Linked DNA regions of Mus musculus: region 1 is linked to region 2. A link is a loop called in an ENCODE intact Hi-C map of the cell type or tissue named here. Cell type or tissue: heart. All regions are shown on one strand. Links, peaks and the distances in the headings refer to the core of each region. The heading gives the core; the rest is flanking DNA.

Region 1 (15,560 bases), core at 7,331-11,330, 69 kb after region 2:
TCGAACTTCCCTAGAAATATTGTCAAAACCTTCTTTAGAAAGGGCTCTGTGAAAGGTCTTTAAAGGGAAAGATATCTTTATTCAGTGTACATTAATCATCGATTCTCTTTTGTTTCTTTTGGCCTGGCCGTGCTGAGCAGACTTGCGAGTGGAGGGCTTGTTTAGAGTACCAGGCAACAGTGTTCGACAGCAGCTTTTGAGGGATGCTCTCAATAACGGGACTGATATTGACTTGGATTCAGGAGAGTTTCACTCAAATGATGTGGCCACGCTGCTGAAGATGTTTCTAGGAGAGTTACCCGAGCCCCTGCTGACCCATAAACATTTTCATGTACACCTCAAAATTGCTGGTGAGTATAAGAAAGAGATGAACGTGTTTTTCACTTCAGTAAAGTCCTTGTGATATCCCGTTGCTTGTTACTCTCTACAGTGCTCTGATGTTGGCTCAGACTTCAGGAGCCTTCTGGCCTCCTCTGAGTACTTACAGATCTTGGCAGTTAAGTTTGATTTGATCAGTTGTCTTCTTCCTCTTCATCGTTCTCTTTATTTTGTATGTTCTGTGCACATGACATAACATGCATGTGGAGGTCAGAGGACAATTCGTAGGAGTCAGATCTCTCTGCCGTGTTTGGTGCAGTAGCCGATGTCCTCCGTCGGGCCGCCCGGTGACTCCCTGTTCTTGAGAGCACACGCACTGTGGCACAGTTGGAGCAGAGCTGCTTGGAGTCATGCTGTACACGGTTCCCTCTGACTTACCCTTTAGCCACGGCATATGCGGGTCGGGAAGAGCAGGGCTGACATCATCAGAGCTCCCGTGGACATGATTCCATTCTTTTGGGTATTGTTGGGACATCACTGTAACTAACATTTTGAGGCCCACATGTTTTCCAAAGTGGTTCCACTGGGGCTGGAGAGATGGCTCAGTGGTTAAGAGGATCCTGGTTCAATTCCTAGCACCTACTTTGTGGTTCACAGCTGTCTATAACTCCAGTTTCAGGAGATCTGATGCTCTCTTCTGGCCTCAGAGAGCAGTGCACACATGTGTTGCACACATACATGCAGGCAAAAGACCCAAAGTGGTCACACCATTCAGTTCTCTCACCAGTAGTAGAAGGCTTGTGCTCTCCGTGCCAGCATTTGTATTGCCAGTGCTTTTGTTCAGGTCATCCCAGTCTGTGTGACTGTTTTATTGATAGCTGACATCCCAGCATGCTCAGCTGGACCACTCTTATGACATCTCTCCTTTCCTTTCCATTCCCTCTTCCCCTTTCTTTAAATTGACAGGCCTTGCTAAATTACCTAGGCTGGCCTCAAACTCACAATTCTTTATCTGCCTCCTACGTAGCTAGAACCATGGGTGTGCATCACTGTGCCTGGCTTGTGTATGTTCTTTTCTTTGAAGGGATGTCTATTTAGTTAGTTTGTTTGTTTGTTTGTTTGAGATAAGGTGACTCAGGCTTGACACTCCTCCTCCTCAGTGCTAGGCACACAGGTGTGCATCATCACACCGCACCTTCTATTTAAAGCTTTCTCACATTTTAAAATTGGGTTGTCTTTAGTTGTTGACTTAGATTGACATTAGCTCTTATGTTTTGCTTTTTCTTTCTTGTGGTTCTGGGGTTCATGATTTCCCTGCTAACATGTTCATAGTCACACAGGAAGGACTTTGCAAAGTCCATTAATTGCCTATTTTATTTTGTTTTATTAGTTTTTTATAGTATTGGTATTTGAATCTAGGACCTTCCTAAGGTATTAGCAGTTTTGAATTTCCTTTATGATTGATTTTTTTCCTTCTCTTTCTTTAGTGGGAGTGAGAGGAAAATAATAATCAAAATTGCATTGACTTTTTTTGGCTGGTTTATTTTTTCCTTTCCAATAATATTTTGTTTTGTTTTGTTTTGTTTTCCAGATCTGATGCAGTTTGATGATAAAGGAAATAAGACCAACATACCAGACAAGGAGCGGCAGATTGAGGCCCTGCAGCTGCTCTTCCTCATCCTCCCTCCAGCCAATCGTAACTTGCTAAAGTTACTGCTTGATCTCCTGTATCAGACAGCGAAGAAGCAAGACAAGAATAAGATGTCTGCCCATAACCTTGCTCTTATGTTTGCACCCCATGTCCTGTGGCCCAAAAATGTTAGTATTGAGGGGAAGATCTTTAGGGCTTGATTTTCTTTTCTTTTCTTTCTCTTTTTCTTCTTCTTCTTCTTCTTCTTCTTCTTTTTTTTTTTTTTTTTTTTTTTTTGAGACAGGGTTTCTCTGTGTAGCCCTGGCTGTCCTGGAACTCACTTTGTAGACCAGGCTGGCCTCAAACTCAGAAATCCGCCTGCCTCTGCCTCTGCCTCCCAAGTGCTGGGATTAAAGGCGTGTGCCACCACGCCCGGCTTATGTCTTTTTAAGTGGAAACCTGCTAGCCCAAAGCCTTTCAGCGACATGCACTGGTGAGCACTTCTCAGTTCTTAATGCTCTTTGTTTGGTCTCTTTCCACTGACTAGGTCACTGCAAATGATCTTCAGGAGAATATCATAAAGTTAAACACAGGAATGGCTTTTATGATCAAACACTCTCAGAAACTTTTTAAGGTAGGTGAGGGGTGGCATTTAGTTGGTAATAGGAAAAGGAAGATGGGGCAGAGTGTGACCCTGGAGGAGAGGCACTGTGTGGGATTGTAAGGCGGAGTGGACAGTGGGGAGGGCTAGACATGGAAATAGAATGAGTCTCTCTGTTATGGCAGATCTATTTCTAATCTTTTAGGTTTTTTTTTTTTAATCGTTTTATGACTGACTGACTCACTCAGCATAATGTCTTCAAATTTATCCAGTGTAGTGTGTGGTAGCATTTCCTTTCTGAAGGCTGCGTAGTATTTTTTGGTGTGTACACTGCACATACTGCTAATGTATTCATACGTGAGTAAACATTCAGACTGCGCCTGTGGCTAAGCTGTTGCAGTGCTGCTGTGAATTCACATGGATGTGTAAACACTCCACACAGCCCTGCCTTTTTCTTTTCTTTCTTTTTTCTTTTTTTGGTATATTTCATAGGTTATATGGTAATACTTTTTAAAGGTTTTCGAGAAACTGCCATGCTGTTGTCTGCACTACCTGTATTGTTTTCCCTGTCTCCTAACAGTAGAGTGGGGTCCATGTCCTTTCCAGCTCCTGCTTTTGTCTGGTGCTTATTTTCTCATCGTTGTCATCCTAAGGGGGTGGGATGGGTCTCACTGTAGTTCTCATGTCCGCAGGGATGAGTGACGTGGAACAGTTTTTCATGTGTCTCGTTACTGTTCTATTACTGCAACAGGACACAATGGCCAAGGCAACTTTTAAAATTTTGTTTTGTTTTGTTTTAGGTTTTTGTTTGTTTGACACAGGGTCTCTCTGATAGCCCTGGCTATTGTAGAACTCACTATGTAGCCCAGGCTAGCCTTAAACTCACAGAGATCCACCTGCCTGCCAAATACTGGGATTGAAAGTGTGCACTAACAAATATGGCTAACCAAAGCAACTTATAAAGGAAAGGTTTTTTGTTTTTGTTTTTTGTTTTGTTTTTTGTTTTTTGTTTTTGAGACAGGGTTTCTCTGTGTAGCCCTGGCTGTCCTGGAACTCACTTTGTAGACCAGGCTGGCCTCGAACTCAGAAATCCACCTGCCTTTGCCTCCTGAGTGCTGGGGTTAAAGGCGTGCGCCACCACGCCCGGCTTAAAGGAAAGTTTTTTTTTTTTTTTTTTTTTTTTTTAATTTTAAAGATTTATTTATTTATTTATTTTATGTATATGAGTACACTATTTGCTCCCTTCAGACACACCAGAAGAGGGCATCAGATCCCATTACAGATGGTTGTTAGCCACCATGTGGTTGCTGGGAATTGAGCTCAGGACCTTTGGAAGAGCAGTCAGTGCTCTTAACTGCTGAGCTATCTCTCCAGCCCTAAAGGAAAGTTTTTAATTTAGGCTTACAGTTTTAGAAAGTTAGAGCCCGGGGCTGGTGAGATGGCTCAGTGGGTAAGAGCACCCGACTGCTCTTCCGAAGGTCCAGAGTTCAAATCCCAGCAACCACATGGTGGCTCACAACCATCCGTAACAAGATCTGACTCCCTCTTCTGGTGTGTCTGAAGACAGCTACAGTGTATTTACATATAATAAATAAATAAATCTTTAAAAAAAAAAAAAAAAAAAAAGAAAGTTAGAGCCCATGCTGCTGGAGCAGAGACATGGAATAGCTGAGATAGCAGGAAGCAGAGAGAGACACTGGGGACCGTCTGTATTTGTATTTTGGCTCGTCAGTGCCTTGTGCTACCTTTGTTTTTAAAACAGCAACTACAGTGGTGACTTCCTACAGCTTCCTATCAGACCTATGGAGGTGTCTATTTGGTCAAATATGGTATTTTGGAAAGTGTTTGGCTTTTCAGAGTAATCTACCCATTAGATAATGTTATGATTCTCTTTCTGTGGCCTGAAAGATTTTTAGATCCTAATAACCACTAAGCCCTGGTTTCCTTTTATGTCCTGCCCAGGCTCCTGCTTATATTCGCGAATGTGCCAGATTATACTATTTGGGCTCCAGAACTCAAATGTCAAAGGTAAGAACAGGAAACTGGTCTCTAAACAAGGGAAGAATTAAGACTAGTGAAGTTTTAAAACAAAGTATAACATTATACTTAAGCCTGTAAATTTACCTAGTCATTTGTTTTAGCAGGGTCAAAGATGGAGAAGGGAGCTGTTGAAATAGAAATGCCCTATGTACCATATGCTCACTGGCTTTCAGAGAGCTCACTAGTGATGATGTCCTCTGCACGTGTGTCATAGCATACATCATATGTTAAAGTTTTCATAAAACTTGTATACATTTTATTAGCCTATGAGCCAAGCAACATTTAAACACCATTAATTATAGAAGCAAAAGTTCAGTCCTTCTAGAAAAGGCACCAGCATGTGGCTGACCTGGATGTAGCCTGAGAGACAGACGTGGAGGCTGCCATCTTATGCTGTGTTTTCTACTCCTGTGTGGTTTTTCTCTCATTCAGTGAATATTAGGTGTGACTAAGTAAGAAACTGCATTTTAATCCTAGTTTAACTAGGCGTGGTGTTTTTGGAGAGCTGTTGCTTTTATTCCTTCCACGCAGTTTGTGTGGAAAAGAGATTCAGCCAAGGCCCAGCAGCCATGGGCTCTATGGTTGGTTATCACTTCAGTGTCTGGATGAAGTTAAATTTCACCTTAAGCCTTTGTTTTTGTTTGTTTCTTGTTTTTGTTCTATCTGCTGGGACTAATACTTTGGGGCTTACTTTATTGTATAGCAACAAGTACTACTTGAAATTAAAAAGTGTTCTGAAAATCGAACTCAAACAGCTACAATTGTTTATGGCAATATTGTTTGGTGTCTTAAGACAGGGTATCACTATGTAGCTCTGGCTGTCCTGGGATTGGCTCTGTAGGCCAAGCTGGCCTCAAACTCACAGAGATCCAGCTGCCTCTGCTTCTGGAGTTCTGGGATTAAAGGCGTGCATCACCACTGCCTGGCTTGGCAGAATTCTAACTGCATGTTTTATACATTTTCCTTTAGGATGACCTTGATCTGACAACCTCATGTCATAACATGTCCTTCCAGCTGGCAAGATGTCAGAGACAGAACAGGGTAGATCCTTCCTCTCAGCAGGAGGAGACCCAGCAGCACACAGAAGAGGCGCTGAGAGAACTCTTCCAGCATGTTCATAACTGGCCAGACTCCGCGAAGAAGAAACAACTTCTCAGACAGGTGCCTGGGTACAGGGACATAGGTGGGCTCTAGGAATCGCTGGAGAACACCACTCAGAATCACATTGGAACAGGCTTTGGCTCAGTCAAAAAAAAAATCAGGCTTGTCTGTGGAATTGCAGTTCTGGAGAGAGGTGTCAGAGTGCTTGACTCTCTGCAGTTAGCTGTGCTTAAACATCTGTAATTTTAGTCACCTGACAAAAACGCTCCAGGGTTTGTGTGGACCAGCAGCTCCAACGTACCATTCCAGGACTGCAGTGCTGTGTGCTCCCTAGGGATATAATTTCTGAATTTCCATTTCCAGCTTTGTGAAACAGTTGTAGCATGCATACATAGAGCTTGTAAAGGAGGAGAGGCTGGCAGAGCAAAAGAGGCAGCTCTTCCTGATGGATGGATGGATTGTTTGTGGTTAGAAAACAGCCTAAAACAGGGTCCTAGTGTATTAAACAGGAATTCTGGTGTCTGCGTTTGCTTATTTTGGGGTTTTGGAGGTAAGGTTAGGTCATTCATTTGCTACTTTGAGGACTCAGTATGACTTGAGTGAATCCTTCCTGGTTGGGAGTCTCTCAGGAGATTTGTCTTAGTTCCTTTGGATTGTGCTGTTCAGGCAAGGCCAGTGCATCAGTCAGTCCTCACTCCCTGTGCAGACTCCTGGGGTAGTCAACATGTGAAAGGAAGGAGTTGCACTTGGCACACAGGGGTGGAAGTTTCTGTCCTTGACTGAGTGGCCCTGTGGGAGGCCTGATATTAAGGCACCAGCATGAGCAGGGCAAAGCAGTGCACCACATGACCAGGTGTCATAGTACCCCTTAGAGGCCGTGCCCCTGTGAGCCAGTACCTCCCACCCCTGGCTTTGGAGGACATTGTAGATTGAACCGCAGTAGTCAGCTCTTCATTCTTGTTCAGCTTGTTCCTTCTTTGGGAAAGACTGCCTTTATTTTGGGGGGAGGGGTGCATCTCTAGCATAAGGCAAGATAAAGAGGTATCAGACACTGCTGGGGACTGAGCTGTTCCCATCAATGGACAAAGTCCTCTACAAGTGTTTTGTCATGGCCATAGAGATGGTTTTAAGAGTAGCAGAACTCAAGTGTGGTGTTAGACATCTGTAATTCCAGCAGTAGAGAAGTAGAGACAGGTAGATCTCTGTGAGTTCAGCTAGCCTGCTCTACATAGGGAGTTCTGGGACAACCAGAACTTGGTTAAAGACTACAGTGCCTCCCCCTGCTGCCCCTTTTTTTAAACTGGAGATGTCTTTATACAAAGAGCTGACAGCATTCAAAGTCTGCGTTCAATCTCTTTCCCTTCATAGCAGTGCTGGCTGACAGAGAGTTTCAATACCTTAGGAGCATTCTGGCTTAGGAGTTCAGTTGGTAGAGGGCTTGTCCTCCATTCATGCACCCTAGGTTGGATTCCTGATGCCTCATAAACTGGGTATGGCCATCTAGGTTTATAATGTCAGGACTTGGAAGGTAGAGGCAGGAAGATTAGGAGTTAAAGGTCATCCTTGGCTATATAGAGAGTTGAGGCCAGCTTGTGCTACATGAGACTCTATCTTAAAATAAATCCTGGCATATAGTTTGTTAAACTGGGGACTCTCATGGCTTATGCTATGTTCTGCTTCCAAGGTACTTGATGCAAAAATAATTCTGGTTTGCTAGCAGGTCTGAGACAAGCTCTTAAGCACTGTGGGTCCTGGTTTCCTGTCTGTAAAGCAGGCATGGGCATCCCTTGTTCAGAGAATCTGAGTCTTAGGACTTCTTCAAGTAATTGAGTATATTTTGTGTTTTTGTTTTTGAATGTCCCTTCTGCTTTTGTGATTGCCTGTGAACCTACCCTATACATCTAGGGAGTCTTTGACTTTCTAAGTATCTTCACTCAGGTATTATTTGCCCTAGGTTGCTGTTTCTTGATGGCACAATGTTAATACAATGGTCTCTGTATTTTTTGTAGTTCCATAAGCAGTCTCTGACTCAAACACCAGGGAGAGAACCTTCTACTCCCAGGGTCCAGAAGAGAGCCCGCTCACGCTCCTTCAGTGGGCTTATCAAGGTAAGCCTGTGTTCCTGCTGCCCACATCAGTTCTCAGGAAATTTGCGCCTTATTTTCTTGTGTTTAAACAACTTAATTCTGTTCCTTGGAGTCCTAGAAAGGGTTAATTAGTAAGGAGACAGAAAAGGAAAAGTTTGGAAAAGGCCTTCTTTTCTTTTTTAATTAAAGATTCATTTATTTTATATATGTTAGTACACTATTGCTCTCCTCAGACACACCAGAAGAGGGCATCAGATCCCATTGCAGATAGTTGTGAGCCACCATGTGGTTGCTGGGAATTGAACTCAGGACCTCTGGAAGAGCAGCCAGTGCTTGTAACCATTGAGCCATCTCTCCAGCCCCAGGCCTTATTTTCTAAAGCATTTTACTATGTTAGAAATTGAAGGAACACTATAGTGGGAAAGTAGTACTGGCCTTCCCTCCTCCTGGGGTCTGAGGACAGGAGTCTCTCTTGCTCCCTGCTTCACTCTTAGCTGGGGACGAGGGACGTTGTTGGACATTGGACTTTCTAATGCTCCCAATGAATTTTGTATCTTTTATTTTGGTGAACTTAATATTTTCACTGTTGTTTCTTTCCATGTATCAAAATGACTAGAAATCTTGTTTCTAGAACAAATAGAAAATGCATTTCTGTGTCATTGCTGCTGTCACTAAGTGTGCAGGCTGCTGACCATTACTGCAGTTAGTGGGAGCTGCTGTCAGGTTCAGTCACAGGGTTCACATTTCTTTCTTTGTATTCTTTTCTCATCCATTACGTCACTACCTCCGTTTCTCCTCCCAGCTTCTATCCCCCACTTCACACCTCCCCTCTTCCCCAGATACACTCTTTCTGTTTCCCTCCAGAACACAGCAGGTCACTCAGGGATATCTATCCATTGAACATGGCAGAACAAGTTACAATAAGACCTGGCACCTCCCTCATATCAAGGCTGGACGAGGCAACCCAGTAGAAGGAAAAGGGTCCCAAACACAGGCAAAAGAGTCAGAAAATCCCCCAACTTCCACTGTTAGGAGTCCTGCAAGAACACCAAGCTACACAACCACAGAGTGTACATAGAAGACCAAACTCAAACCCATATAGGACCCACGTTTGTTGCTTCAGTCTTCACAAGCCCCTATGAGCCTTGCTTAGTTGATTGTGTGGACTGTGTTCTCAACCTCTCAGATCCTACAGTCTTTTCTTCTCTTCTGTGGGGTTCCCTGACTCTACCTAACGTTTGGCTGTGGGTCTCTGCATCTGTTTCTATCAGTTGCTGGATGAAGCCTCTGATGTCAAGTGGGGTAAGCACCAATCTATGAGTATAGCAGAATATCGTTAGGAATCATTTCGTTGGTTTTTGCTTTTTTGTGCCACCCTGGGTTTCTGGGTTGTCCTCCCTCTGGTTCCTGGCCACCCGGGCACTGTCGGGCATGGCTCCCTCTTGTGGCTTGGCCTCAAGTTTATTTCAATGCCTAAACTACAGCTAGCTAATCCAGAGGGGTTAACTCTATTCCAATTTCTATTTTTCTTTTCGAAATTGTTTTAACATTGTTAAAATATATAATTTTATAAATATTAAGGATCCTTTTGACTACAACTTTAAAGTTATTTTGTATAACTTTTTATTTCAGCATAAGCTGAAGTCATTAGCAGTTGTACTTTCATTTAGCCCTAATTTTGATCCTTTGTTTGTTTGTTTTTGTAAGACAGGGTTTCTCTGTGTAGCCTTGGCTGTCCTAGAACTTGCTCTGTAGACCAAGGTGGCCTTGAAGTCACAGAGATGCGTCTGCCTCTGCCTCCTGAGTGCTGGGGTTAAAGGTGTTGTACTCCCACCACCAGCAGTTTTGATTCTTTTTATACTTTGTAGAGGTCTAGAATCTATTCTCTATCCTCACGGATGGGGCTAAGTGACCTCTGGGACATGACACTCGCTGAAGTGTTTGGTTTGCTATTCACAGTGGAGTGAAAAAATGCCTTGTGGAGCAGGAGAGAATATTTGTTTAAGCCATGTATCTGGTTAGGAGATAATGTCTGGAATATAGAAGGAACTTATATGGCTCAATAGTGCTGAAAATCCAAGCTCATTACAAAACAGGAAACAACCAGAATAGACATTTCTCTTAAGGCATGTGACCAAGAAAGACACAAGGTGTTCATCATTACTCATTGTTAGGGGCATGTAAAGTTACCCACCATACCACGAAACCTCATACCCACTGGGATGACTCTGTCCACAAATCAGAGAACCCTGTACACTACTGCTGGGAGTATAAAATGGCAAAGCTGTTGGGGAAAACAGTATGACCATCTCTCAGAAAATCAGCAATAGAACTACTTTATGACCTGCCAGTTTCCATTCTGTGCCAAGGAATTGAAAGCAGGGTCTCACAGTGAAAGGAAAAGTATGGGCTCAGGACCCCAAGACCAAGTTTTCAGCACAAAGGAGGCTTATTTGCCCCAGAGAGACAGAGGGCAGGGAATAAGAGACAAAGATAGGAGAATGAAGGAGAAGAGGAAGGGAACAAGGGAGAGGGGGGAGAGATATTTGTCCTGGGGGGCAGAGGACTACTGCCTCTAGGTAGAGAGGAGGCAGACATGGCACAAGGGAAAATGGGAAAGTCTGTTAGGATGAGGTGTTTAACTTTGATTGGGCGTGTTAATTAGGTGAGACAAAGGGGGCTTTGATCGCTGCACTTCAATACTTTGGTAGCTGGACCTTGGTAGTCAGCCTCAGGGGGAGGAAGTGGCCAAATGAGGGAATAGACCTTGGTGGCTAGCTTTAGGAATGTAATCTAGTGGTTTTTAATAAGGCAAAGGGAATGGGAGAGAAAGGCAAGGCCTGCCTGAACCATGGTCGCCTGCTCGGGCTGCTCAGAGTCCCTTCACAGGGAGTTATCTTTATAGTGTTCATGGAAATGTTATTTACAGCGGCCTAAAGGTTGAAGCAGCTTAGCTGTCTATTGGAGGACTGCATATGAGAAGTGTGGAGAGAGTGGAGGATTTTCCGTCCTTAAAAGGAAGGAAAGTCTAACATACTCTTCATCACAGTGGGCCCTTGAGGACATCATGCTAAATTAAATCTAAAGCCAGTCACAAGGTAAATGTTGTACAGTTCTGTTTATTTGAGGAACTAAAGTGGTTTAAGTCACTCGTGATTAGCAGGGGTCAGCAGTATGGAGGGAATGTGGAGTTATCGCTTGTTTAGGAGGAACAATGTGGATGGGTGAGCTGCCTCAGTTTGATGACACTGGGACTTTAGTAAAGCCACTGAAGCAAGTACTGAAGTGGATAAGGCACTAAGCATAACTGCATCGGTTCTGTTCTGTTTTGTTTTTTTGAGACAGGATCTCTGTTTCTTTAGTTGTTCTTGGATGGCTGTGGTTTTCTGCTGTGCTTTGAGGTGTATTGACAGTTATTGCTTAAATGTAGGTGCTGCTGTGTGTTTGGCTATTACGCTCTTTACTTAGAACTTCAGAAGTAATGAGGATAAAACATTTTAGAACATTATTCTTTTTTTCTTTTCTTTCTTTTTTTGAAGTCACTATCAGCTGAACCCAGGGCCTCATACATGTGAGCAAGCACTCTGCCATTGAGCCACATCCCAAGCCCAGAGCAACAGCTTTCTACACAGATGGGCAAAGTGGTTTCATTATAAATGAGGAGAGGTTTGAACTGATAGAGGATATAGGACTTTCGCTCAGTAGCTCTGCATATTTCAGTACTGTTTTTATTTGTTAGTGGTCTTGGGGATTGAACCCCAGGGCTTTGTACAAGCCAGGTCCAGCTCAGAATGCCCTTCTGGAAATTTGCTGGAAGCTTTATAGCTAGTTTCCTGCATCTTGGCATTCCCAGCTCAGCATTCTCAAGTAACTCCTGCCTTCTGAAGGGAGGATATACAGGCCTGATTTTTCTAGTGTGCATGTGTGTGTGTGTGTGTGTGTGTGTGTGTGTGAGCTATTTGGCTTTTTAAAAAAAATCTATTTGATTTTTAGGTCCTTTAAAAATTAAAACTTTTGGGAGGTAGAGACATGGCTTAGCAGTTCTTATAGAGAGGACCAGAGTTTAGTTCCCAGCACCCATATTGGGCATCTTACAATGGCCTATAACTTCAGCTTCAGGGGATCTGATGCTGCACACACACACACACACACACACACACACACAATCTTAAAAAAATCAAAATTTTTAGAGTTTTGCTTTCCCCCCAGTTTTATAGAGGTGTATCTGACGGTGAGTCCTACATGGACCTCTTGTTTGGGAAGACAGTCTTCCTCTAGAGTCATGTAAATACCTGGCTCTGCTGCTGTTAGTGATAATACAGAGGTTAATGTTTTAGGTTTTTAGTTTAGCTTAATTTGTTTTTTGGGGGGGTTATTTTTGACACTGCTCTTGTTTCAGAATTCAGATTTGCTCTGCAGGGAAGGGAGGTCTCTCTCAGATGGAGTCATTACTTTCCTCAAGACTGTGGAGTCCTCGTCGGTGGTCATGTGACCATCCTGAGACAGCCTGGGGCCTTTTGTGGCTGTTTTAGGAACTGTTGGACAGTTTCTATACGTTTACTAGTCCTGTGTGAGGAAGGACAGAGAGACAATTCTAGAGGAGACCGAGTCTGTGGTTCCCTTAGTGGAGAGGAGAAGCGACCTCCACAGCTGACAGAGAAACCACACCTATTCTCTCAAAACAGCCCAACCCTCAGGAGCCCCTGTATCCTTGCTGCTCACAGAGGTACTGTCCTTAGCTGATAGTCGGTGGGTAAGTCACCCGGAGAAGCACTCGTTCTTGGTGCTTGCTGTATGCTTTCCCTTCCTCACATGACACGGCCTCAGTCTGTACAGAAGTTGACAAGATGCTGCTGAGTTGTTTGTTTTAACTGGGGAAGTTGTAGTTTTGCAAGCCAGACAACTACAAAATAATAAATGCTCAAAACCAAAATATTTTCTGTTCCTAAATCAGCGCAAAGTCCTGGGCAGTCAGATGACTTCAGAAAAGAAAAACAGTTCTCCTGCTCCAGAGTCTGTGGCCATGGGGGAACTGAAGAAAGCCAGCAAAGAAAATATGAACCTGGTAAGAGCATACGCCTGTCTGTCTGTCTGTCTGTCTGTCTGGGAAGGCGGCTGATAGACCGGCCCTTGTTCTGCTGTGACTCTCTGGCTCAGCCAGCGGTGCTCACGGCCCTTTCTGTAGGTTACACAGACCATTCCGCATGTTCTGAGTTCAGGAAGGTAGGGCATGGGGGTTAGGTTTGCTTCTGTTGCTGTGGGAAACACTGGCTACAACTCAGGAAGGAAAGGGTTATAGCTTACAGTTCATTATGGAGGGAACTCAGCGCAGGAACTGAAGCGAAGGCCATGAAGACACTGCTCACTCCCTTGCTCCCCATGGCTCTCTAAGTTTGTTTGTTTGTTTGTTTTTATTTATTTTTGGTTTTTGGTTTTTTGATGCAGGGTTTCTCTATGTAGTCCTGGCTGCTCTGGAACTCACTCTGTAGACCAGGCTGGCCTCGAACTCAGAAATCCGCCTGCCTCTGCCTCCTGAGTGCCGGGATTAAAGACGTGCGCCACCATGCCCGACTCTGAGCTTGTTTTTGTTTGTAGAACCTAAGACTGTCTGCCCAGGGAGGAACCCTTACAGTGCCTGTGTCCCTGCATCAATCATTAATTAAAACGCTCTACGTGCTTGCCTATAGGCCAGGCTGATGGAGACATTATCTCAGTTGAGGTTAGAGATGACTCTAAGCAGCATAGCTGGTTACAAGTACAGATGAGCAGTACAGCATGGTAGCTGTCAACAAGTGCTGAAGGGTCGGTTAAGTCTCACTAGAAATGCCATAGGGCAGGTTAGCCCTCCCTGGCTCTGCATTACCTGTGGGCAGTCCTTCAGGGTATGCTAGGCTACTGCATTAAGCTGCCCATAGCCAGTTAAGCGTGGAGGCTTAACCTCCGTCTGTAAAGGAGCACTGACGTCTGACCGTCTAAGCCACCATACAGTTTTCTCGTTGCAGTTCTTCTCTGGCTCTCCAGCTGGGACAGTGACACCAACAAGATTGAAATGGTCTGAGGCGAAGAGAGAGGGGAGAAAAGGTACTCACTGGAGCCACCTCTGTCCTCACTGCCCGGGCTTTTAGCCTGTGTCTTCTTGGTCAGCAGTGTTTTCCATTTGTGACGTCTAAGGTGGTATAATTGTAGTCATAGAAATTTGGATGATTATTCTGCTTAGCACTGCCTTCAGGTACTGAGGGGCAGAGTTCCAAACAGACTCACTTATACCTTCTGTGGATAGACAGGATCCACCACCCATCAGCTGACTCACGAACACTTGTTAAACAAGACAGCACAAGTACAAATGGCTTTGTGAGGCTGAGAATGTCCATGCCAAAAGGACACTCATGAAAGTCATGCTTCTCTTTTCTGCAGACTTGAGTAGTCGTGGAAGGGTGCTGGAAATCATGTCGGCATGGTTTTGAAGTTTTTTACTTCAGAGAGGATTGTTATCATGGGCTGATAGCTTTTCCGTTAAAAAGCTGCTGTGAGCAGGCATGGGTCTGCACAGCTGAAATCCCAGCACTCAGGACGGAAGGCAGGAGGGTTTCTGGAAGTTCAGTTGCTGCTCCATGTATCAGTAGTGGAGAGAGCACATGTAGACATGTAGCTCAGGGGTAGAGTGCACATGTGCGGTCTTGGGTCCCATCCCTGGGCAGCAAAGTCATTGTGATGAATCTTTATTCTCTTCTAGAAACTTAGCTATTGTGTGGTTTCTTACTTTCTACCTTGATGAATAGCCGAGCTCCCTTCTCCTCCCACTTTCTTTTGCACAGAATTGTGCTACTGAAGCAAGCTCAGTATTTGAGTTATTCCTATCCAAATATTTCTTTTTAAATGGTGTTTAAACACTTTTTAAATTTTCTTTTTAAACTCAAAGTATGAGTTTTTTTTTTTTGTTTGTTTGTTTAAGAATATAGTGTTTTGTATTGTTAGTTTTTTGTTACGTTCATATTTAAAGATAAGCAGAAAGTCATGTCTTTCTGTTTTGTCAACTCTGCTTTGGAAAGAAAGAAGGGAGTTTTCCAGGAGAGTAGAGGCTGCTGCTGCTGTGACACGTGTTGGTGGATGAGGAACGCATCGTCTCCTGTCAGAACACCCTTCCTCCACCTCCTGTCCTGAGGACAGTGCTCTTGTCTTCCTCTTCAGTGTTCCGGTTTTCCCTTCTGTTTACTTTTATTTTTGTGGTGATAAGGATTGACTCAGCGCTTCACAAAGGCTCCAAGATTGAGCTGCACTCTGAGGCAGCCCCCTCCTTTCTTAAAAATGCTTTGTTTTCTTCCTTCCTTCCTTCCTTCCATCCTTCCTTCCTTCCTTCCTTCCTTCGTTCCTTTTTTGAAACATTAATTTTCTCAGGTTTTCAGGTTGGCATTAAGCTTATGATCTTCTTACTTCTGCCTCCCGAGTAGCTGGGATTTTAGATATTATGAAGGAGTGCCACATCTGGCTTGTTCAGGGCTCTTTGAGTCTAAGCTTCTACTCTTCTTTCTTGTATTCACCCTCTCAGCACCTGCTCTGCTTCCACAGCTCACTCCCAAATGACATCCTCAGCTCTGAACTCTCCAGCCTCCAGATGTGTCCTTTCTTACAGGACAGTTGATGGAATCCCTGCTGTTCTCAACACTAGAAATTAGTGCAGTGTCCCTGTCACCATCAACAGCCATGATGCAGTCTTCTGCTTAGCACAGGGCTTCTTGGAGTTCTCTGTGTGGAGCTGTCCTGTGCATTCATTGTATGGTGTCTA
Region 2 (15,560 bases), core at 5,119-9,118:
AGACAGTTGTGAGCTACCATGTGAGTGCTGAGAATTGAACCCAGGAACTCTGGAAAAGCAGCCAGTGCTCTCAACTGCTAATCTATCTCTCCATCCCCTCCAGGTATTTTTATTTGTTTGTTTGTTTACTGTTTTAAAGATTTATTTATTTTATTTATATGAATACACCATAGCTGTCTTCAGATACACCAGGAAGGTGACATTGGGTTCTACTACAGATGGTAGTGAGCCACCATGTGGTTGCTGGGAATTGAACTTACCACCTCTAGAAGAGCAGCCAGTGTTCTCAACTGCTGAGCCATCTCTCCAGATCCCTAGTTTACATTTAAATGTAAAGCGTCATCCCAATTCAGACTAGCTGTGTCTCAAAGGCTCAACAGTGCTTAGGGGTGAAGGTTTACAAATGGACATTCTCTCTCTTTATTAAAGCACTGAATTCCCTTTAAACAAGTGTTAAGTTTTATTATGTATGATGTACATGCCATAAAAGTCACTCATTGGACATAGTTCTGCAGCTTTTACTGTAACCACTACTAGCTTGCAGGTAAAGGACATTGTGAGCCTCCCAGAAAGGTTTTCCTCCTGTCTGCTTTGTTTTCATTTTTGAAACAAGGCCTCATCCTGTAGCCTGGGCTAGCCTCACGCCAATCTTTCCATTTCAGCCTCCTGGATGCTAGGAGTACAGGCATGCATTACCATTACCTGGCTGGGGGCTGAGCATATATTTTCTCACGCGGCTGAATAATATTCCATTGTTTCCACACACACACACACACACACACACACACACACACACACATTTTGTTTATCCACTCAATGAAGGATATTTGGATTGTTTTCAGCTTCAAAACTATGACTAATACTGCTGTGAACGTTCATGTGCCTGTCTGTGTGGACAGGTTTCCAGTTCCTTTGAGTGGAGTCCTGAAAATGGACTCCCTGGGTCATGCGGAGAGGTTATAGCAGTGGAGAAACTGCTACTTCCACAGTGTTTCTGAAACTAGAAGCATCATGTCACGTGCCCTCTGAGGATGCGCAAAGGTTCCAGTTCTCTCTGCCTTCTTGAAAGCAGTTGTTATTTTCTTCATTGTCTATCTTATGTGTAGGAATGTTTTGCCTGCCTGTGTGTGTGTGCACATGTGTGCCCGATGCCTTTGGAGGCCAGAAGAGGGCATCAGATTCCCTGGGACTAGAGTGACAGACAGTTGTGAGCTGCACTGTGGGTGCTGGGGATTGAACCAGGGTCCTCTGGAAGAGCAGCCAGGGCTCTCACACTCATCCATCTTTGCAGCCCCATTCATCTGTGTGAGCGCACCACAGCGCATGTGTAGATGTCAGAGTCCTTTCTCTCCTTCTGTCATTGGGTCCTGGGGATTGACTGCAGGTTGTCAGGCATATCTGCAAACACTCTGACCCACTGAGCAGTTGAGCTGGCCTTTAGATGGCCGTTTCTATGTGTTGCTTTCAGTGTGCCCTCAAAACTGAAGAAGAGCAGCCTTGCATGGGTTGGAAAATGGTGATAAGATTATTTCCTGTCAGCAAACAGACTGTGGCTCCGATTATGAATAAAGATGGGAACCAAATGCTAGATATAGCATACGTTTGGTTTGTTTTTTTTCTTTCTTTCTTTTTTTTTTTGGGGGGGGGGGGTTGAGACAGGGTTTCTCTGTATAGCCCTGACTGTCCTGGAACTCACTTTGTAGACCAGGCTGGCCTCGAACTTAGAAATCCACCTGCCAGCCGGGGCAGTGGTGGTGCACACTTTAATCCCAGCACTTGGGAGGCAGAGGTAGGCAGATTTCTGAGTTAGAGGCCAGCCTGGTCTACAGAGTGAGTTCCAGGACAGCCAGGGCTATACAGAGAAACCCTGTCTTGAAAAACCAAAAACCAAAACCAAAACAAAAAACAAAAAAGAAAGAAATCCACCTGCCTCTGCCTCCCAAGTGCTGGGATTAAAGGCATGCGCCACCACTGCTAGGGTTTCTCTGTGGTAGGCACATGCAATGTGACCTTTGTCTTTTCACTGACACTCAGGCTACAGCATGTGTCAGTACATCACTCTTTACAATTTGTCTCTATGTCTTTTACGTATGCACACGTATGTATGTATGTACAGGTATAATATACCCATGCATGCATGCGTGTGTGGAAGCCAGAGGACACACTGGGTATCTTCCCCAATCATTTTCACCTTACTTTTTTTTAAAAGACAGGATCTCTCAGTGAACCCAGAGCACAATGACTGGCAGGAGTGACTGGTCAGAGAACCCAGAGCACAGTGATTGACAGGAGTGACTGGTCAGAGAACTCTTGGGGTCCTTCTCTCTCTGCCTTCCCACACTGGGTGAACATGACTTTGCTTAACTTTTTAAGTGGGTGGAGGGGATTCGAGAACTCGGGTTCTTAATGCTTGCATGGGGAAGCACTTTACCCATGAGCTGTCCCCAGGCCCCTTTAGTTCCTTTTAACGTCATCAGTAGCATGGGTTTTGTTGTTGTTGTTGTTGTTGTTGTTGTTGTTGTTGTTGTTGTTGTTTTGGGTTTGTTTGTTTGTTTGTTTTTAAAGGGCTCTGGATTGAATCTCTTACCAGGAGTGGAACCGTTCCTGCTTCCTTTGTTATCCGCTCATCAACCAATGGCAGCACTCCCTTTTCGCATGTCAACATCCTAAAAGTATTGCTGCTCCCTAGGGTGTAACTCCACTCTAGTACTAACCCTCAGCCTTCCAGAATACAGCATCCCCTATCTTACAGATTAGCAATGGGAGCACACACACACACACATGAAGTGACCTCACCCAATGGGTTCCCCATTACCCTAGCTGGTGTCTCTGGAGGCAGGTATGTTAAAATGAGGCCCGGGTGGTGTCTCTGTGGCCTGAAGGAATGCTGAAGCCCCGGAGTCCTAGGTTACTGCAGGACTCTGAATGCTTGCAATGTCTCCTTTCCAGGCCGGTAGCCAGGGTGCCAGCCACGGTCCGCTTGCATTACTTCCTCTTTGGATACCTTCTCGTTACTGTTAATTGCATCTGGGCCTCTCTCACATTTTGTGTTTTGCTTCCTAACCCAGGATACTCCTCTCCACCTCCCACTGGCCCAGCACAGGCATCTCTTTCCAGGCTCTCCAGAGAAGTGGCCGAGAAAATGGAGCAGGGCTCCTACTGAAAGGCATTCAGCTCTGTAATGAACGTCTAACACATCTGCACCTCGGCATATTTACATAGCAATCTCCACACAAAAGCAACGTTACAAAGGGAAGGCTTTTTTCTCCCCTCTCTTTCTTCTTTTTTTAAACGCCTTCTCACGGCTCCATTCCCTACAGTAGTAAGAACACTGTTGGAATTACTCTGACAGGAAGACAAAACAACTTCCAGGGATGCTGGGTTAGAAACAATAGCTTTGCCAGACCCATTAATGTTTAAAGCCAATGGAGCATAAAACTGCTTTTCTCTACTTACAGCCAGGCATCATCTTACAGAGCAGAGAAGGGGGGTGTGGAATTGCCATCTTAACTCTGCTGAAATCCATAAGCCCTCTCGTAATTTTCATTCTCCTTGAAATTCTCCAGTAAGTACCATCAGAATGAAAATGAGACTTTATCTCTGGGGAGAACAGCTTCCGGTTTTCAACAGTAAAAGAGTGTGAAGAGATGGGAGATGGAGATGGAGATGGAGGAGGGAGCTGCCTGATGGGAAGGTGCTCTCAGCCAAACCTGCCGAACTGCTGTAGTTATGACACACCTTGAAATTTGGGAGAGTGCTTTCAGGAAGTCCCTAACCCATTCCAGGGCAGAGTCGACAGATAGCACAAAGTCTAGGATTCTAAGGGCCATTCCGGCCCTAGTGGGATTGCCTTCAGGGTCTGCATTACTTAGTGGGCTCAGGGGATAACATTTATTATTAAGATATTAGCTCTTTCCCCAGGGAAATTGCTGGAAGAGAGCCCAGAGTCAGTAAAGCACTGGGCCTAATCCCACAGTACATTTGTGTAATGCCTGACAAAGCCTGCTCCCATCACCTCGTTTGATCCTGAAAACAATCTCCAAAGGAGGCAGGGCAGGGATTTTTTTTTTTTTTTTCCATTTTACAAGTGAAAACACCTGTAAACTGATTGGCCAGGAGTCCCACACCCAGTTTGTAGTAGGGATGAGACTTGAATCTAGGTCTTTGTACAACCTGTTTAGAGCTCTTTTGGTTCCCATAAGACAGATCAGAATATTTCCAGCCCCACCCATCCTTCATACCCACCAGTTCCCAGCATCTGGAAACTCAGGACACAGCCTCTGTGTAACGACCACACTCCTCTGTTTCAACCAGGAAATATTGCCCTGGTTGGCAAGCCGAGGGGGAAGGGAGGGGAGAAAATTAATTTCATCTCATCTCCCTGAATCAAAGACCAATCGAAAAAAAACAAAAAGAAAAAAAATTACGGATGGATTTGAGAAAGAAACAAAACCCTCCAAATAACAGCAACAAGGTAGGGAGACTAGATCTACCATTGTTAGAATGGCGTGGTGGCACACGCCTTTGATACCAACACTTGGGAGGTAGAGGCAGGTGGATTTCTGAGTTCGAGGCCAGCCTGGTCCACAGAGTAAGTTTCAAGACAGCCCGGGCTATCAGGGCTATACCGAGAAACCCTGTCTCGAAAAAAGAAAAAAAAAAAAAAAAAAAAAAGAAGTCTCAAAGGAAGCTAGCCAGGATGCTCCCAGCACTTGGGAGGCAGAGGCAGGCAGATCTTTGAGTTTGAGGCCAGCCTGGTCTACAGGGTGAGTTCCAGGACAGCAGGGCTACTCAGAGAAACCCAGTCTAAAAAAAAAAAAAAAAACCAACCAGGCAGTGGTGACGCATGCTTTTAATCCCAGCACTTGGGAGGCAGAAGCAGGTGGATTTCTGAGTTCGAGGCCAGCCTGGTCTACGGAGTGAGTTTCGGGACAGTCAGGGATACACAAAGAAACCCTGTCTCGAAAAACCAAAATAAATAGATAAATAACCATAACCAAAACCAAACCAAACCAAAAAAAAAATATATATATATATATAACAGGCAAACTGAAAAATGTCAATTTCACCTGTAACATGACTCATATACACAATAAGGTTTTCAATGACTAAATTCTAGTCGTTTCAATGAATGACGTATATCACATATTAATAAGAGTGTATTCACCCAGTTCTAGGTTTTCCATACATATTACAAAAAATAAAAGGGCCAAACTAAAAAAAACTCTTATCCTTTGACCTAAAACTCCACTCTTAGGAATGTACTCTGAAAAATGAATCATAAATTTGGAAAAGTTTTATGGGAAAGAGCATTAGTCACACACTTACTACAACGGCGAACTCAGAGAAACAGCAACCGTTGAAGGAATTTAAACAATTACAAGTACTTAATGGAAACTTACGTAATCGGTACAGTGTTTTCAAAGCGCGTGCAGTCACCGGAAAAAGCGTTTATAATTTAATGCGACTGCAATGCTTTTGTGTGTGGCTGTATAATGTACAAAGAGGAGGATGAAGGGGGGGGGGGGAAGCCTGTTAATCTCGTTTGAATCCTATGGTTACGAGAACATTTTCGTTTGAACTACAAAAAAAGTCAATTCGATGTAGCTCTGAGAAACCGGAGCAAGTCTGAGAAGCTCTGACCACAGGGTCGGCTTCCCAACCGTCGGGGTCGCCCCTCCCCGGGCCAGCGCAGGCGTTACCCACACGTGGGGCTGGAGCGGGCGCGGCAGAGGAGGGGCTGGGTGTGCTGGGGGTGTGTCCGCGAGTGGGAGCAGCCAATTGGCAGTCGCCGAGGGTGCCTCCTAGGACCGAGAGGTCCTAGGACCTGGGCTCGGCGAAGTCGGTGCCCCGTCCCCGGAATCGCTCGCAACCATATAAACTATCTCTGGGCAGACAGTGTGGGCAGTGGTCTCGCACGGTTTGCGCCGTCCCGCGCCCCTAAGTCTTCTAGCGAACGTCTCCCCCCACGGTCGCGCGCGGTGGTAGGAGCCGCGCGACGTCACCCATTGTTTACAAATCAACCCAAGCCGGCAGCGTTCCGGCTCCCGCGGCTCTAAGGCGCGCGGTACCTCTGCCCGGTGGTCCCGGCTTCCGCATCCCCAGGCTCGGCCCCCTCCTGGCCCGGCTTGGGCCTCCGCCGCGCTCCCGCCCCAGCCGCGGCTCGCCGAGCCCGCGGCCAACCGAGCTGCCAGCGACGCCCGCACAGCCGCGGGGGCCCGGGCGGGGGGCCATGCCTTGCCGGAGAGAGGAGGAGGAGGAAGCCGGCGACGAGGCAGAGGGGGAGGAGGACGACGACAGCTTCCTCCTGCTGCAGCAGTCGGTGACTCTGGGCGGCTCGACCGACGTGGATCGGCTCATCGTCCAGATCGGCGAGACGCTGCAGCTGGACACGGCGCACGATCGCCCGGCCTCGCCGTGTGCCGCCCCGGGTCCCCCACCCGCGCCTCCGCGGGTCCTGGCGGCGCTGTCGGCGGACAAGACCGGGACCCCAGCGAGGCGGCTGCTGCGGCCGACGGGGTCAGCAGAGACCGGGGACCCTGCGCCTCCGGGGGCCGTGCGCTGCGTGCTGGGGGAGCGCGGGCGTGTGCGGGGCCGATCGGCGCCCTACTGCGTTGCGGAGATCGCCCCGGGTGCCAGCGCGCTTCCCGGGCCGGGGCGGCGAGGGTGGCTCCCCGGCTCCGTGGCTTCTCACCGAATCCAGCAGCGGCGGTGGACAGCAGGCGGAGCGCGCGCGGCCGACGACGACCCGCACCGGCTCCTGCAGCAGCTCGTGCTCTCCGGAAACCTCATCAAGGAGGCGGTGCGCAGACTCCAGCGAGCGGTCGCCGCGGTTGCGGCCACGAGCCCCGCGAGCGCTCCGGGGTCCGGGGGTGGCCGAAGCGGACCGGACTCAGTCACTCTGCAGCCCTCGGGCGCCTGGCTCTGACAGGGGATCCCTGGAGGAGGAAGAGGACGCCGCTACGCTGATCCAACAGTGTCTTGCCCGGGACTGTGCGGAGCAGGAGCTGTCGTCCATCCCTCGGGCTACAGCCTCAAAGTTACCGGCCGCGAGAGGCTGTTAGAGAAAACGGACTCTACTGAGTAGCACCAGCAGCCGAGGACCTGGGATCTACCGGTTGAACTGTGGCAGCTACTTAATCCACTTGGACCTGACTTAGCCCTTATCGTGTGCTTGGATTGTTTATAGATGTGGCTCGCAGGGGCGGGAATCGGGAGGGCTTCTAACAATACTTGAAAAACCAATAGTAGATATGATCTCGTTATTTTCGGGTACAGAAGCTTTCTGAATATGGTGCTACAATTGCAGAGCAGAGCGGTTCTAGGGTGAAGAACATAAGTTGGCAGATTTATGTTGGTGGGTTGACAACGCTTGCTTTCCCCTGCTTAATTTGTGATTATGAAGGTTGGGGACCTGGTTGGTGAATTCTTGAAGGTGGGGAGAGATGAGTTTAAATGGGGACATGCAATTGATTCGACCTTGCCAACTTGAACTCAAGGTCAGGTTGGTAGAGTGGAGTGTTGTGGGATTCTTGGGAGCGCTCACCCCAGTGTCTTTTTCTGGAGCCAAGCACAGACCGGAGTGTCCCTTTGCCACCGCGTGGAGTCTCCCGAGGACACGGCCGACATGGCCATCCTTGTAGGAAGAGTTATTTGCGGTTTCTGTGCTTTGCTTTTCCAGAACTACTTCTGCTAGGCCACTCTTTGGCCATAGCTCCAGCTTTCTCAGAAATGGTCATAAGCAACCTCCTGATCTCCCTGCGGCCATTGTGTTTGTGGTGTGTGTGTGTGTGTGTGTGTGTGTGTGTGTGTAGGGGGGAAAGCAGTGGGCACACTTTTCTGCTCTTTTGACCCTCTGCAGAGTTGGAGGGCGCCTCTCCTGCTAAACCTGTCAGTTCTTGGTGAGTGACTGAAACTTTTTTAAAATGTGACTCCCAGAGGAGAAAATGCTGGCTTTTCCTCTTGTGAACCCCGAGGGGCACCTCAGGTGCCATCCCAAACTTTAAGGTAGCTAAACTTTTTTTTTTTTATGATTCAATGGCTCGGTCATCCTCCAGATGTGGCTGTTGATGTACACTTCGCAACGGAGTGTCTGAAATTGTGGTGGTCCTGATTTATAGGATTCATAATTAAAATGTCTGCTGAATAAATTTGGTTTTTGTTTTGAAAAAATGGTCTTTGTTTTTGTTTGGAGTTAAGAGGGGGAAGAAGACCTATGTGAGGTATCTGTACTTGGGGTAACTGGGGGGCTGGGGCTAGCGCTATGCTTTAGTTAACTCCTGGAGGCGGTATGTTTGAGTATCTCTGGCTGTATTTTCTTTCTTTCTTTTTTTTTTTTTTTTTGAGACAGGGTTTCTCTGTGTAGCCCTGGCTGTCCTGGAACTCACTTTGTAGACCAGGCTGGCCTCAAACTCAGAAATTCACCTGTCTCTGCCTCCCGAGTGCTGGGATTAAAGGCATGCGCCACTATGCCCGACTTGTATTTTCTTTTACACACATTCTGAGATAGGTTCTCAGTGGCCTAGAGCTCACTATGTGTAGGTCAATCAGGCTAGCCTCATACTCAGAGATTTTTCCCTATCTCTGCTTCCTGAGTTGCTGGGGTTACAGGATGAACGGTGTTCACTTCACCCAGCTATCTGCATTTGATACATTTACACATTGATTTGTTCAGTGTATGGAGGGTTCACATATGCATTAGGAAAGCCTATGAAAATCAGATGGCGATTGTGGCAGCTTCTCCCCTTCTACTTAGGCCCTAGACATCAAATTTGGGTAGTCTGGCTTGGCGGGGAATGCTTTGAGAACTTGAGGACAAGGAGGCGCTGTGCAGGGAGGGGAACATTCTAAGAATGGGAGCCTTCAGCCGTGGTCTATTGGGCGAAAGAACCCAACGTTGGTTTGTTTTGAGACAAGATCTGTGTCGTCCAAGCTGTCCTGAAGCTTGCCATGTAGACCAGGCTGGCCTTATTCCCTGCCTCTGCCTCCTGGGTGCTGGGTGCTGGGATTAAAGGCCTGTGCCACTACATCTGGCAAAACCCAAGATTGAGCCATTTCTTTGGCAGTCATTGAATGATTTGGGATAGTCACAAGGATTAGATCGAAGTTCTTTTGTTTTTTGGTTTTTCGAGACAGAGTTTCTCTGTGTATCCCTGGCTGTCCTGGAACTCACTTTGTAGACCAGGCTGGCCTCAAACTCAGAAATCCGCCTGCCTCTGCCTCCCAGGTGCTGGGATTAAAGGCGTGCGCCACCACTGCCTGACTTACTCTTCCCTTTGGGGGACAGGATCCCTGTATGCATCCCAGATTTGCCTCTGTGGGTAGTTCTGTTTTTATACCCCTTCCCCAGTGCTGGGGTTACAGGTGTATGCTGTCATACCTAACAACTTTTTTGGAGATTGTTTTGAGTTTGAGACAATTTCACTCTTAACCCAGGCCTTACCTCCGCTTTCCTTGTGTATTTATACCTGTAAAAAGCAACATTTTGGTACAGCTGACCTCTGCTACCAAGTCCTCTAGCTGTGTACCATCTCCCCCTATGGTACCCAACATGATGACCTACTAGTGCTGGAGGACTCCAGCATCACTCTACTGCCGCCTGCAGGCTTTGTTATAATGAGCGAGTCCCTGCCCCCACCCCCACCCTGTGCTCCTCTTCTCTCACTGGTAGAACAGTCCTGCCTAAATGATTGGGAGGGTGAAGTATTCAAACCAAAATTCCTCATTCTTGGAAGTAAGTACCCTATGGATTTATATACGCCGAGTGGTAGGCATACTCTGCAGAGACGAGGATGCTGAGGTTAGACCATCCATTAGACACTGAAATTGTGACTGTGCGTGTGTTGCTGTAGATTGAACCCAGAGCTTCACAGAAGCCAGGCAGGCACTCTGCTACTAAGCACTCTTCCCAACCCCTTTTATATTAACTTTTTTTTTTTTTTTTTTTTTGGTTCATGTGTTTGTGGTTGAACACGAGTACATGTATTCATGTGTGTGGAGGCCAAAGATGATCATGTCTTCCTTGGTCACCCTCCACCTTATTTTGGGGATGGAGACAGTCTGTCTCTGAATTCACTAATTCTGAGCTCACTAATTCAGCGATACTGGAAGGCCAGCAACCTCTCAGGATCCTTCTGGCTCAGCCTGCCAAGCACTTAGATACTGGGATTACAAATGTGTGCTTCCTACCCTAGCCACTGCGTGCCCTGTCTTTTAAAATGATTTATTCATTTATTCATTCATTAATTCAAGACAGGTCTCACTATGTAGCTCTGGCTCTCCTGGAAGTCACTGTGTAGACCAGGCTTGCCTCAAAAAGAGATCCCCCTGCCTCCTGAGTGGTATGATTAAAGGTATACAGTACTGTTGTACCCAGCTTTTGTTTTGTTTTGTTTTGTTTTTTAAGTGTGGGTACCAAGAATGCAAACTCAGTTCCCCATGTTTGTATACCAAGTACAAGTACTTACCTACTGAGTCCCCTCTAGCCCCATTTCTCACCACCTAATCTGATGTTGATTTGCCATCCTGCCTCAACCTCCACAGTGACAGGGGTTCCAAGTACGCACCTAGATCGTGTGAGACTTTTTTTTTTCTCGAGACAGGGTTTCTCTGTGTAGCCCTGGCTATCCTGGAACTCACTCTGTAGACCAGGCTGGCCTCGAACTCAGAAATTTGCCTGCCTCTGCCTCCCAAGTGCTGGGATTAAAGGCGTGCGCCACCACACCCGGTTGAGACTTTTTTGATACCACATCTTCTGCAGCTGGATTTAATAAAGTCTTTTAAGAAAATCCCACAAACCTAGGCTCACCAAGTATTCACAAGAGCACCCTCCCCCTCTTCTCACACACTTTGTGCATCAGCTACACAGATGCAATGGCTGGGGATGGAGGGTGAGCTGGAGTTTGAGATGCCCTAGAAGAACATGAGGTTTGAGGGCTGAGACCTGCTACAGAGGGACTAGAAGATCCCCAGGAAGCACACAACAAACAGCGTGTAGCTGTTTCATTCAGAATTCTAGGTTCTTGGTAAGATGAGCCTGGACTCACAAAACCAGGATGCAGACAGACATCTTAGGAGACTGCAGCCTGGCCAGAACGGCTACAGCAATGAAGTCGGAATGGTGATTGCTGCCAAGGACAGACATCTACAGGAACCAGCAAACTAAGAGAGGAAAGGGGAACTGAGCTCTGCTATGGGCACATACCCTGCTGGGCACCATTTGTAACTTACAGTGGAAGGGCAGAATCTAGGCTTCAGGCTTTTAAAGTTGATCTCTTGCCTTGGGCCAAAGCCTGCCCACGTGGCTTTTGTGGTGGTGATGGGGCAAGGCAAGGAGGAAATATTTTGGTTCTGTTTTTTGTTTTGTTTGAGACCGTATGTTTGAGTTCATGTATCTCTAGTTGACCTGGAACTTGCTCTGTAGACCAGGCTGGCCTGGAGCTCACAGAGGTCTATTTCCTGAATGCTGGGATTAAGGGTATGGACCACTACGCCTGACTAAAGCATTTTAATGATGAACGCATGTAACACTGTTCAGGGACACACTCGTGGCTTCAATAATTTCCATCTAGATTCCAAGGAAGTTCTAGAAATAATAGGTTTACTAGGCTGGTCCTCCACAATAGCAGGAGGGGAGATGGGGGAAAGAATTACAGTCATCCTCCTGCTACTTGTAGTCCTGGGCTTAGCTCTCTCCCACAAGCCAGTCTTTTTCGATATGCCACATGTCGTGAATAATGTCCTGCCAACTTGGATACAAAAGTCCTCCCAGATGGTCCCAGGCTTGGAGTCCAGAGGGTTGATTTCCCTGAAAAACACTCTTCAGCCTGTCTTCCCACATCCAGTCCCTCCAAGGCTGTGACAAGAACACGAATTTCATTACACCAGATGGGTTTCACAAGTCCAGCATAAAAAAAAGATGGTCTCTAAGGTTGGTATGTGTTCGAGAAGGCCTTCAAAAGCCTGCATGAGGGCTGGAGAGATGGCTCTGTGATTAAGGGCACTGGCTGCTCTTCTAGAGGTCCCGAGTTTAATTCCCAGTACCCACATGGTGGCTCACAACCATTTGTAATGTGATCTGAGGATCTCATCTAGTGCGCATGAAGACAGAGTGCTCCTATACATAAAATAATTCTTAAAGCCGGGGTAGGGGGGTGGAGGGTAGGGAGGATGCAAGCCTTTAATCCCAGCACTTGGGAGGCAGAGGCAGGCAGATTTCTGAGTTTGAGGCCAGCCTGGTCTACAAAGTGAGTTCCAGGACAGCCAGGGCTATACAGAGAAACCCTGTCTCGAAAACAACAACAACAACAAAAAAACCCAAACAAACAAACAAACAAACAAGCAAAAAATTCTTAAAAATAAAAAAAGAGCCTACATGGACTTAGGCTAAGGGGGAAGTCCCTTCTGCTCGAGTGATGTCTTCCCCCAGGTTGGTCATGGTCTTTACGGTTGCTTGGGTCCTGACCTGAATTCTCCTGGTAGTGATCTCAGCATTTGCAAAAGCTAGAGAATCCCTAGAGCCAGCGCAGGTCCTGAAAGTGTCTCAGTGAAGTCACCCGAGGAAGCAAAGGCCATTTCTAAAAATACTGCATCTTGGAATGGTCCATTCCTAGTAGTCAGCCCAGGAGTGACTTTTGGCTAGGACACTCGGTCCCTGAGAACGACAGAATGATGGCCACAGAACGGTGTGGAGAGGCAGGGTTGAAATGGCTCCTCTCTACTGGTGCCTAAGCTCCCCTGATAATACTGAGCTGGGGAGTGGGGGCACAGCTCTAGGGAAGTGACCAGGAGAAGCTGAGTTGTATCAGGTGACTTGGGTTGTTGGTGAGGGGGTGTTGATTAGGAGACTCAGGAAGTTCCAGGGACAGCAGCCCAGAGTCTCAAATGGCTAGGACTTCAGTGATAAGGGTTGGTGATAAGGATTTGGCAGTTGAGGATAAACCTGGGAAATGGTCTTTAGGAACAACAATAAAAACACTGGCTAATGTATTTAGCTTACCAAGAGCCAGGCTCCATCCTAAGCACCTTATAAAGAACAGGTCATCAGGTTTCTGGGACAAAGATGAGAATCCACTCAGAAGCAGACAGAAAATAGGAGCAGAACCAAGGGTGGGAAGCCAAGGATACTGAAGGGTGAGCCGCTGCAGTTAGGATCACATGGTTGAGCAGCTAGGCTCATGTTGCCTCTATTCGGAAGCCCCCAGGCTCCAGATGTCCGGGGCACATGGACTAAATCCAGGTCAGTGACCTGGGTTGATAGTTCATTTTCCCTTTATCAGCACTGTTAAGTAGTGATTTTTTGATTCACTTATTTTAAACTTTATTATTATCATTATTATTATTTTCATGGAAGCTTTGTAGACCTGGCCTCAAACTTAGAGATTTGCTGGGATTAAAGGTGTGTGCCACCACCACCTACTAGTTTTGAACATAATCTAGAACTTTCTTTTGTAGATTTACTTATTTATTTATTTATTTTTGTTTTGTTTTGTTTTGTTTTTTGAAACAGGGTTTCTCTGTGTAGCCCTGGCTGTCCTGGAATTCACTTTGTAGACCAGGCTGGCCTCGAACTCAGAAATCCGCCTGCCTCTGCCTCCAAGTACTGGGATTAAAGGCGTGCGCCACCACCGCCCTGCAATTTATTTCTTTTTAAAGATTTATTTTATGTATGTGAGTATACTGTAGCTGTCTTCAGACACACCAGAAGAGGGCAGAAGAGGGCATCAGATCCCATTACAGATGGTTGTGAGCGCTCTTAGCTGCTAAGCCACCTCTCCAGCCTCTTATTTATTTAGTTAGTTATTTTATATGTATGGGTGTTTTGCTAGCATGTATGTCTGTGTCCTATGTGTGAAACTGGTACCCACAAAGATCAGAAGAGGACACTGACTCCCCCAGAACTGGAGTTACAGATGTTAGTGAGCCATCTTGTGGGTGCTGGGACTTGAACCCACGTCCTCTGCAAGAACAAGTCCTTTTAACCATCCAGCCTTCTCTTCAGTCCCAGTCTTTTGTTGTTGTTGGTTTTTTGAGACAGAGTTTCTCTGTATAGCCCTGGCTGTCCTGGAACTCACTCTATATACCAGGCTGGCCTTGAACTCAGAAATTCTCCTACCTCTGCCTTCCAAGTGCTTGGATTAAAAATGTGTGCCACTACCGCCCGGCCAGTCTTTGACTCTTGATCCTCTTGTTTTTACCTCTCAAGTATTGGGAATATAGGTATACACCATTACAGCCAGCTAACTGGTGTGTGTGCATGTGTGTATGTGTGTGCATGTGTGTATGTGCATGTCAGAAGACAACTTGTGGAAGTTAGTTTAGTGATCCTCTTCTGCCATGTAAATTCCAGGAATCAGACATAGTCAATCAAGCTTGGTAGTAGGCACCTTTACCTGCGGAGACATCTCACCAGCCCCTTTTTAAAAAAAATTTTTTTTTCAGCAATGTGGTGAAAATCCACCTTTAATCCCAGCATTTGGGAGGCAGAGGCAGGTGGTTCAAGGCCAGCCTGGTCTGCAGAGCAAGTTCCATGACAGCCAGGGCTACACAGAGAAACCCTGACTCGGAAATTCTTTTCATTACATTTATTCATTTGTGTATGTGTGTATACACATGCATGTACACATATGTGCGTGTATGCAAGCTAGAGAACAACATGAAGAGTACTTTCCTTCCACCATGTTGGTGTCACCAACTGGATTCATATTGTCAGGTTTGGCAATGAGGGAGAGTCTTTACCAACCTTGCAGGCTCCAGTAGTTCGTCCCATGCTCATCCCAGCTGAGAAAGAAGTGCATTTAAGGTGCATCTGGAGGAAAGGGCTTGTCTGGCTTACATAAAATAACGCAAACTTATTTTAAGGGAAAATAAAAGAAGGGGAAGAAAGAAAGGGCTTGGGACTGTGACTTCAGTGTCTGGGAAAGAGTTTTCAGGGAAGCCCTTTTCAATATTAGGCTGTGAGATCTAATTTTGACAGTTAAACAAGAACAAGCAGAGGCAGGGCAAAGGTAGCAGAGAGATAACCTGCTTGTGCCTTTGTAACACACCCAAATCAATAAATCAAATAAACTGCCGGGGCAGCAGCCTATCAGCTGGGATTCCACACTTAACTCCCGGTGAGTCGGTCAGTAGCCGATAAGGAGAAACAGTTACTAAACTCCTCAGTATCAGTTTTAGTTTGTGTTCTTTTGTAGCATTAGCTACAGGCAGTTCATTCACAGAAACACTGGGCTTTCCCAGGCTAAAAGGTTATAGAGAAAGTTGATTTACCACCCGGTCAGATCCTGGGATTCTCTGTGTTCGGTCAGTTTGTAACCCAGGGTTCTGCCCTATGAACTATCCACACGTAAGCCTTCCCCTTGAGCCCTGCCCACAATAGGAACCCCATTTTTAAAAATTACTCTTTTAATAATTTTTATGTACATTGGTGGTTTGTCTATGTGTACGTCAGTGGGAGGATGTCAGAAACCCGGGAACTGGAGTTACAGACAGTTGTGAGCTGCCATGTGGGTCCCAGGTCCTCTGGGAAAACAGTCAGTGCTCTTAACCACTGAGCCATCTCC

The links. A loop is a pair of places that touch in the nucleus more often than their neighbours do. Peaks named below come from ENCODE experiments on the same cell type or tissue, not always from the same donor. Only the 100,000 strongest peaks of a DNase experiment are listed, where the experiment ranks them.
Region 1: a loop joins it to region 2, with 4 times the contacts of the local background. A loop is called at or near these places in 4 of 42 quality-filtered maps.

The regions. Positions count from the first base shown.
Region 1 is chr19:41,771,348-41,786,907 of GRCm38, reverse strand. Arhgap19 (Rho GTPase activating protein 19) reads left to right here. Exons shown (of 12, transcript NM_027667.3): 4 at 141-350; 5 at 1,910-2,136; 6 at 2,496-2,582; 7 at 4,512-4,577; 8 at 5,559-5,750; 9 at 7,700-7,798; 10 at 12,732-12,842; 11 at 13,780-13,858. Among named protein-coding and RNA genes, the nearest start is that of Arhgap19, 23 kb to the left of the region's middle. In heart, for the core only: a CTCF peak has its summit at 9,225 (motif pointing left); no DNase peak of the experiment used is centred there.
Region 2 is chr19:41,838,584-41,854,143 of GRCm38, reverse strand. Frat2 (frequently rearranged in advanced T cell lymphomas 2) reads left to right here and starts at 6,012. Exons shown (of 1, transcript NM_177603.3): 1 at 6,012-8,172. The coding sequence starts at 6,233. The coding sequence ends at 6,928. In heart, for the core only: a CTCF peak has its summit at 7,606; DNase peaks (open chromatin) are centred at 5,743, 6,033 and 6,813; H3K4me3 peaks cover 2,924 bases; H3K27ac peaks cover 2,655 bases.